Regions from separate parts of the Homo sapiens genome. Here region 2 is linked to region 1. Evidence: chromatin contacts called from ENCODE Hi-C or POLR2A ChIA-PET data. All regions are on one chromosome and are shown on one strand. The core of a region is the stretch at or near the end of the contact, and the rest is flanking DNA. Distances in the headings are between cores, read along the strand shown.

What was found. A loop is a pair of places that touch in the nucleus more often than their neighbours do. ChIA-PET counts read pairs that join two places held with the same protein, here RNA polymerase II (POLR2A). Pooled maps may share reads with other maps.
Region 2: a pooled map shows a loop between it and region 1 (7-fold over the local background). The contact joins the enhancer-like site here to the promoter of SLC45A1 in region 1. A Hi-C loop is called at or near these places in 1 of 168 maps with a recorded cell type or tissue (breast epithelium), 4 of 37 single-sample maps with no recorded cell type and 4 of 50 pooled maps. POLR2A ChIA-PET finds 5 or more read pairs at or near these places in 5 of 52 experiments (HepG2, K562, OCI-LY7 and 2 more).

The regions. Positions count from the first base shown.
Region 1 is chr1:8,314,987-8,319,416 of GRCh38, forward strand. SLC45A1 (solute carrier family 45 member 1) reads left to right here and starts at 3,128. Exons shown (of 9, transcript NM_001080397.3): 1 at 3,128-3,200. RefSeq lists a silencer at 2,958-3,237.
Region 2 is chr1:8,280,807-8,285,014 of GRCh38, forward strand. All of the region lies in intron 1 of LINC03154 (long intergenic non-protein coding RNA 3154), which reads left to right. Among named protein-coding and RNA genes, the nearest start is that of LINC03154, 24 kb to the left of the region's middle. Within about 2 kb of position 1,350, at least 4 of the 41 ENCODE cell types and tissues checked have a DNase peak (open chromatin) inside an H3K27ac peak, as active enhancers do.

The DNA of each region.
Region 1 (4,430 bases), core at 1,878-4,377:
CCAGCCGGGCTGCGGCCGCTGTGTTGGTGTACGGGGGCTCTGCCCAGAGCAAACTCTGCCACGACAGGGCTGAGGCGCAGGGAGAAAGGAGCTGGGATGCACCCCAAGCACCTTCCTCCCCCTCACTCTCCCTCCTCCCTCTGCCATCCTTCCCCCACACCCAGGACCGGAAGGGCGAGCGTCTCTTGTCTTTCCTGCATGTTCTGTCAGCCCCTTCCACTCTGGCCCCCAGTCTAGACCTATTGTCGAGACAGGAGAAATCTTGTCTGCCCCCAGGGAGAAACACTGCTCTCTGCCCTGAACTTGGAGGGGCTAAAAAGCAAAAGCTCTAGCCTTAGAAGGTTCTCACTTTGGAAGTTTAAAAAAGGTCAAAGGAATTTTCAAAATCCCTTTCTTTCTCAACAATGCTTAGATTTCAAACCTCTTCTCTTGTTGCAAAATCCCGTTGTGAACATCAGAACCTCGAGATGATCTTTAAGTTTTCTCAGCATTCCCCATCTTCTCTCCCCTCTGCAAGCAGCTAAAAGTTACAGAAGCAGTTGAAGCCAGCAACTCCCCACCCCCATCTCCTCCTCTCCTGGGGACAGGGGCCCCATCTCTCAGCCCTGTTGTGGGTTGGGTGTGGCCGGTGTGGCTGTGTGGCAGGGTCCTAGCCAATGGGATTCGAGTGGAACGTGGGCCTCCTGCACACCTGGCCCCGTGGGCAGGCACCACCTGGGCTCCTCCCTCAGTGCACCAGGGCAGAGCAAGATGGAGGCAACCGGGATCCCTGAATGGCTTCACAGAGGTCCCCACCCATCAGGCACACTTCTGCCAACCTCATGTGGAAGTAAGCTTCTATTGCATTAAGTCCCTGAGGTGCTGAAGCTCATCAGTTGATGGCAGGCCACTTGCATGCAAAATAGAAAAGGACATCGGTATTTTTTTCAAGCTGTTACCCTGTTATAGAGATAAAAGAAGCCAGAACCAGCCCCCTCCAGTGGCTCCTTCTCTTCAGCCTGGGCAGGATCTGTTGAAATTCCCATGGTGTCCTCTGGGGCCCTCTGCCCTGCGCCTCTCCCTGGCAGTGCGAGGTCCACAGTTCACCTGCAATTAGCTCCCATGTGCAGGGGACTCATAAAGGAGCATCTTTGAGCTCCAGACCCAAGTGTCTGGTGGCCTAGAGGCTGCGAAGGCCCTCAAGCTCAGCATATCCCAAAGCAAACCTATGGCATTCACTCCAGCACACACCTGCTTTGGCCTCCATGAATCCACTCTCTTCCCTCATCGCTCAAGCTAGAAACTTCTTAGCACCACCCTCGCTGTTCCTGTACCCCCCCACCTTCAGTCAATCATGGAGTCCTAAGTCCCCGGCCAGTCCATCACCTCTCTCCCTCTACCAACACCCCCAACTCTCCCACCTGTGCCACCCGGTACGCCCATGTGGTCCCCTGGTTCCCTCCAATCTGTTTTCACTCTGAGCTTTATGATCTTTGCTAACTGTGAATAGGATTCATGCCATCCACTCCCCTACATAAAACCTTTCTAGGCTTCTCTTTGCTCTTAGAAACTGGCAACTGCCTAAGAGGCCACACCTGGGCCTGTCCCACCTCCCCAGCCCTCACCTCCTTCCCAGGCCTCTGCATCCCTGTCCCCCTCCACTTCCTTTGCAGTGTGCCTCCAGGCCCTCTCCCCTCCGGAGCTCTGCCAGTGCAGAGCTCTCTGAGCCCTCTGTGTGGGACATGCTGTTCTCTCTACTTGGCCTGGTAGGGCTCCTTGAGGAGCCCTCGACCCTCCCAATGGGGTGGAATCCGCCGCGGTAAACTTCCACAGGGCCCCGTGCCCCCACTCTGCAGCGCTTCCCTGGGGTTATTATTCCACTACCAGCTGCATAATTATTTCATCCGTAATTATTGGACTCAGCCCAGCTCACTTCTGCCCCTGGCCTTTGCACTTGCTCTTCCCAGTGCCTGGCGTGACCTTCCCCACACGTCAGTCTGGCTGGCCCCCCTAGCTCCTCAGGTCCTTCTTTTCTTTTTGAGATGGAGTCTCACTCTGTGGCCCAGGCTGGAGTGCAGTGGCACGATCTCAGCTCACTGCAACCCCTGCCTCCCAGGTTCAAGCGATTCTCCTGCCTCAGCTGAGTAGCTGAGATTACAGGCACCCAGCACCACGTGTGGCTAATTTTTATATTTTTAGTAGAGATGGGGGTTTTGCCATGTTGGCCAGGCTGGTCTCGAACTCCAGACCTCAGGTGATCTGCCCCTCTCGGCCTCCCAGAGCGCAGGGATTACAGGTGTGAGCCACCGTGCCCGGCCTGCTCCGCAAATCCTCCTTCTAGTGTCACCTTCCAGGTGAGGACTCGCCAACAACCTGATAGAAACCTGCAAGGCCAGCGCCTCTGCAGCCCCACACTCCCTAACCCCTTCTCTAGGGCATTGCCATCTTCTGACATACCATTTATTTTATGTCTTGTTTAATGTGTGTGTGTCTCTCTCTTAAATGTCATGCAGCCGGGTGCGGTGGCTCACACCTGTACTTTGGGAGGCCGAGGCAGAAGGATCACTTGAGCCCAGGAGTCGAGACCAGCCTGGGCAACATAGCAAGGCCCTGCCTCTCTGTATTTTAAAAAATGAAGTAAATAATAAATACATAAAGTATTTATGTATTTACTTACATTACAAAGTTCCCCCAGGGGCGGGAACTTTGCCTTGTTCTTGCGGCATCCCCAGTGCCTTGGACAGCTCCGGGCCCAGAGTCGCGACGCCTCCAGCAGGCCCGGCTGCCCCACTGCGCACATGGGCACAGGCTTGGCACACGCACTGCGGCATTCACGTATCCGCGAACACATGGGTATCTATTTATACATGAAGACACGAAAATGTATTTATTTCTTTTAAAATCAGAAGAAAACGGTGAGAACTGTGAGGCCGGGGGGACGTTTTCCTCCGGGATCCTGGCAGATCCTGCAGACCGCGCCGTCGTGCGCGAAGCACCGGGACGGGCCTCCCGCGGGAAGGGCCCAGGAGGACACCGGGCTCCCCTCCCGCCCGCGGGGCCCCAGACGCGGCGCCGCTTTAAGGCTCCGGGCCCCGCGCGGATGCGGAGGCTGCGGCCGTGACGTCAGCGCCCCGCCCCGGGTGATGCTGCAGCAGCCGGGACCGCGGCCGGGCAGGCAGCAGCCCAGCGGGGACAGGGATGCCTGCCGTCTCCACCCACAGGTACCACCGTCTCCTCCGCGCCCTCCGCCCGCTCTCTGGCTCCGTGCCTGCCGGGGCGCCGCGCCCTGGGCCCCGGGGTAGTCAGGGCGCCGAGACCGGGACCCGAGGCCGGCACGGAGACCTTTGTTCCTCGTGGAAGTCTCATGAATTGCAGAGTCCACGGAGCTCCCCCGTCTCGCCCCTCCGAGGGCAGGAGCCTCGGGCCCAGGGGAGGGTGCCGGCCAGATGGCAGGTGCTCTCATCCTTGCTGGCAAGGGGAGGAGACCCCGGCCTTGGCCCCAGCTCCTGATGCGCTCCTTGAGCCGGAGGCCTGGTCCCTAGTCACCTGGGCAGGTGTCATCCGCTCCCGGCTCACCTCTTGCGTGGGGCTGAGCCCTCTTGTTGACCAGGGGCCTGGCAACGCCCCTCAGCATCCCAGGGTTACTTAGCGAGGGCACCGAGGACTCCCCTTTCCCGAGCGAGTCAGCACCAAGGGGAACGCGCTGAGGTGGAAGCCGTTCAGCTCCTTCTGCCCTCGACAATCAGCAACTTCTCTAATTATTTCTAGAGTGACAGCCGTGCATGTTTTTCAGCTCTTACAGGGAAGCAGAGTCAGGGGCGGAGGAAAGCCACGTTCAGGCTGCACCTGGCCTGGGCTTTTGGGAAAAGTTGGCCCTGGAGTAGGGGTCAAGCTGCCGGAGATGCAAAGTGGGAAACGGCCACGATTCAGTAACTAGCCTATTAAGTGCACCCTCCCAAGTCCGTAGAGCACCTTCCTGGTCCTGGAGGACCTCACTGAAGAATTTTGAGAATGGGTAGAAAGAAGCATGAGGGGTCGGGCGCGGTGGCTCATGCCTGTAATCCCAGCACTTTGGGAGGCTGAGTCGGGTGGATCACCTGAGGTCAGGAGTTCAAGACCAGCCTGGCCAACATGGTGAAACCCCATCTCTACTAAAAATACAAAATTAGCCGGGCGTGGTGGCACATGCCTGTAATCCCAGCTACTTGGGAAGCTGAGGCAGGAGAATCGCTTGAACCCAGGAGGCGGAGGTTGCAGTGAACCCAGATCATGCCACTGCACTCTAGTCTGGGCGATAGAGTGAGACTCCGTCTCAAATAAACAAATAAGCAAATACGCCCTAGGAAGGGAGGTGGCCCAAGGCAACCCCGTGGGGGGAGCTCATTTTCATAACGAGAAGAAAGAAATGAGGAAATGGTTTCCGCTCGTAGTAGGATCATTGTAAGCATTCA
Region 2 (4,208 bases), core at 100-2,599, 36 kb before region 1:
TTAAAAATTGTCTTGTCTTTTCCATTTTATTTATTTCTTTATTTTAAGACAGCATCTCACTATGTTGCACAGGCTGGTCTGGAACTCCTAGGCTTCAAGCCATCGTTCCATCTTAACCTCTCTAGTAGCTGGGACTACAGGCAAGCACCACTCTACCTGGAATGAAATTTTGTATCCTTGGGACCAACTTTTCCCCAACCATCCCGGCAGCTCCTGGTAACTACCATTCTACTCTCTGCTTCTATGAGTCCAACTATTTTAGATTCCACATATGAGTGAGATCACGCATTCTTTATCTATCTGTGCCTGGCTTATTTGACTTAACATAGTGTCCTCCAGGTTCATCCATGTTGTAAATGACAGGATTCTCTTCTTTTTTAGGGCTGAATAGTATTCCATATATAAATGCCACATTTTCTTTACCCATTCATCTACTGATGGGCATTGAGGTGGGCTCCATATCTTGGTTATTGTGAATAGTGCTGCAATGGACGTGGGAATACAAATGTCTCTTCAGCAGACTGATTTGATTTCCTTTCCTTCAGATATACACCCAGTAGCGGAATTAGAGCATGACATGGTTTGGCTGTGTCCCCACCCAAATCTCATCTTGAATTGTAGTTCCCATAATCCCCACGTGTCATGGGAGGGACCCAGTGGGAGTAATTGAATCATGGGGGCGGTTACCTCCATGCCATTCTTGTGATAGTGAGTTCTCACGAGATATGATGGTTTCACAAGGGGCTTTTCCCCTTTGCTCATCTCTCATTCTCCCTCCTTCCACCTTGTAAAGAGGTGCCTTCCACCATGATTGTAAGTTTCCTGAGGACTCCCCAGCCATGTGGAACTGTGAGTCAATTAAACTTCTTTTCTTTGTAAATTACCCAGTCTCAGGTGGGTGGGTAATTTCTTTATAAATTACCCAGTGTGAGAATGGACTAATGCAGAGCATGTGGTAGTTCCATTTTTATTTTTTTGACGAACCTCCACACTATTTTCCATAATGGCTATACTAATTTACATTCCCATCAGAAAATATCTTATTAACGTATTTGTTGGGCTGCTTTCACATAGATCAGATGACGGTGACTTAGACAAGACAGAAGGTTTATTTTTCCTGCACATAAAAGCCCAAGCAGACATTAGGTGGGGCTGTGGGGTGAGTGGCTCTGTTGTGTGAGGTCAGCCTGCAGCCCGCCTCCTCCACGTGGCTCTGCTGCGCCCAGGGTGCTGTCTTCCTCTGCATGGTCAAAGGCAGTGCACTTGCTCATGTCCATGCTGCAGTCCTCAGAAAGGGAAAGGGGTCAAGGACAAGCAGTGTCTTTTCAGAAGCGTCCTGGGAGCTCAGGTCCACACTGGCCAGTGTGGGACCTCTCACACTGGCCAGTGAGAGAGGCTGGCCTTGTAGTCACCAGTGCGTGGCCAGTCAAACCCAGGGGGCTTCAATTCCAAAAGAAAAAAGGGAACTGGATGACAGGGAACCAGCAGCAGTGGCTGCCACAGACAGCTCTGCCGAGCTGGGAGGAAGCTGGAGGAGCGGAGCGGGCAGAGGGGCAGAGGGAGTGGTCAAGAGAGACGCTGAGGTCCCAACAGTAAGAGATTGTACTAGAGGGAGATCTCAGAGAAGGTGGGCACTGTAGGGCACAGACGGAGACCTTGGCCTTGGACAGGACGAAGGCGGGAAGCAGGAAAGAATGGAAAATAGCAGGAGGTTTGCAGGTCTGGCAGCCACCAGTAACAGCCATTTTCTGTGTAAGATAGGAATCCGAGTCTTCTGCTGTGATTGAGTGGGAGGGGGAGTGGCTTGGTGTCTGAGAAGGGGGACAGTTTGAAACAGTCCTTGCTAAGAGGGGTGATCAGGAACCTACTTGCTGGTGGTGGGACGCCACCCTGGGAATCTCACCAAAGCTTGGCAGGATTGAGGGGCAGGTGAAGTTGGTTACCATGGTATATCATAGCCCTGACCTTGGGGGCTGGAAGATTTCAGTTAGGGATGCAAAGCAATTCAAGTAAAAGTTTTGAGAAAGTAGACAACTGAGTTTCTCCAAAGTCCCTATGAGGACAGAAATGAGGATGCTTTCACTGGAGCGATGACACAATTATTTCAGTAAGTCTCCCAGAGTGCGGTAGAAGAAAACGCTTTGTGTTTGCAATAATAGATCTGGGGAAAAGGACTGATGAGAACCAACATTTCCATGAAGTCACACTGACATTTTTTATTCGTTAGACTTTGTCAACCAACGCATGCACTTTTCTGAACAGCAAGCATCATTCACGAATGCAGAACAAAAACAGATAGGTTTTATTGGTTTCAGAAAGACATGGCGAGATGAGCAGCAGGCAGCTTGCTCGTTCCATGCAGTGGAGGAGGAAGAGGCTGGGCCCCTGCTGTGTGGGGGCAGCCCGGGAAGGACATGGTCACCAGCCTTGGGTCATCAGTAATTAGTGAGCGTCACGGGTAAAGAGTTTTATAGTCAGTAATAGTTTTCTGTAAATGAAAATTGCTTCTCCTCACTGGGCAATTTAGTTATATCTAAGTTAATCCAGGAAAGTCTTATTCATATTAACTATGACACATATGAGTCAATGAGTGTCACCCGGAGACTTAAAGAGGAACTGGTGTCCTTTCAGTTCTAGAACAGCTGGCTGCAGTGGCCGGGTGTTTGGAGGTTGTTTATGCTGTTTCAGCCATCTCCAGGAGAGGCTAACGGGTAACTGGTGGTAGGATTGGAGTCAGGGGCGCTATCTTCCACCGGCCTTTCTCCTCCCAGATTGAACCAAGTTCATCAACTACATGTCATGTACAGCTGGAAGGGTTTCCTTTCCCTCATGGGCAACTTGTTTACTCATTTAGTTTCCACATAGAACCGGGTTCTGAAGAAGTGATTATTACAGTCACGGCAATAACTTTAATGATGACAACGACTTTTTCCTTCAATTAGGTCCCCACTGAGGTCTTTGGTAATTTTCCACAGGGAGATTAGTAAGGGAGAGGAAAATTTTCACCTGCTTGTAAAATGTATTCTGAAGTCTGAATATCTTCATGAATTTAAGCCTGTATTTTGCAGCATGTGGGTTTTCCCAGAAAGGCTTAGAACAGCAACAACAAAAATGTTGCCTTTTGAAGCCCGGTAGAACATATGCTATTTAAATTTAGACCAAGCTGGAGAATGATTGTCCACATACTCCAGTGGCAGCAGGTGCTCCTGGGCATCCCTACATGGCGACTGGGCACCCCTGCAAGGCGTCCCCAGGAGACGCACATGAGCAGTTTACTCCCCAGCTCTGCCCTGTCTTTTGTCCTCAGCTGGGCCATTTATTGATGATAATAGCACCGTGCATTTATGTAGTAACTTAGAATTCCATCACAGTGCCACAGCAGTGTAGGATATTTGTGTCGGGGGAAAAATATGACATTCACCATTTTACTATGGATGCAGTGACCCCAGCCATTCATTTCTTGGGGAGAATTAAGTGAACTGCATCAAGTCTCCGAGCAGGGAATGGAAAATGAGTATCAGTGGAGTGTGAGTTAATCTATTTGCCAGACGCTGTGTATTTCACTGGCTGCATTAACAGTACACATGAGTCACAAATACCATAGAGATAGATGCAGATTTTTTTTCTTTTTTGGAGATGGAGTCTTGCTCTGTCACCCAGGCTGGAGTGCAGTGGCACAATCTTGGCTCACTACAACCTCTGACTCCCGAGTTCAAGCAATTCTCCTGCCTCAGCCTCCCAGGTAGCTGGGATTACAGGCGTGCGCCACCACACCCAGCTAATTTTTGTGTTTTTAGTAGAGACGGGGTTTCACCATGTTGGCCAGGCTCGTCTTGAACTCCTGACCTCAAGTGATCCTCCCGCCTCGGCCTCCCAAAGTGCTGGGATTACAGGTGTGAGCCATTGCACCTGGCCTCTGTCTACTCTCTTAACTGTTCTGAGCCAACTTCCACCAGCTTTGCCCAGGGAGAGCCACACCTGTCTCAAGCCATGCAGGGGTACAGATCAATCAGTGTCAACTCCTGCCCAGCCTAGAGTTGTGGGGAGATATAGCCCAGGGTCTACCTTTGACTAGTGGTGGACAGGAGCTAGTAGATACACTGTTTTGCCATCTTTCCCCAGGAGAACAGTTCTGAGACTATTTTCATAAGGTTTCTCTGAGGGTCCTGGCAAACGGATCCGCCTGGCCAATTCAGTAACAATCTTTG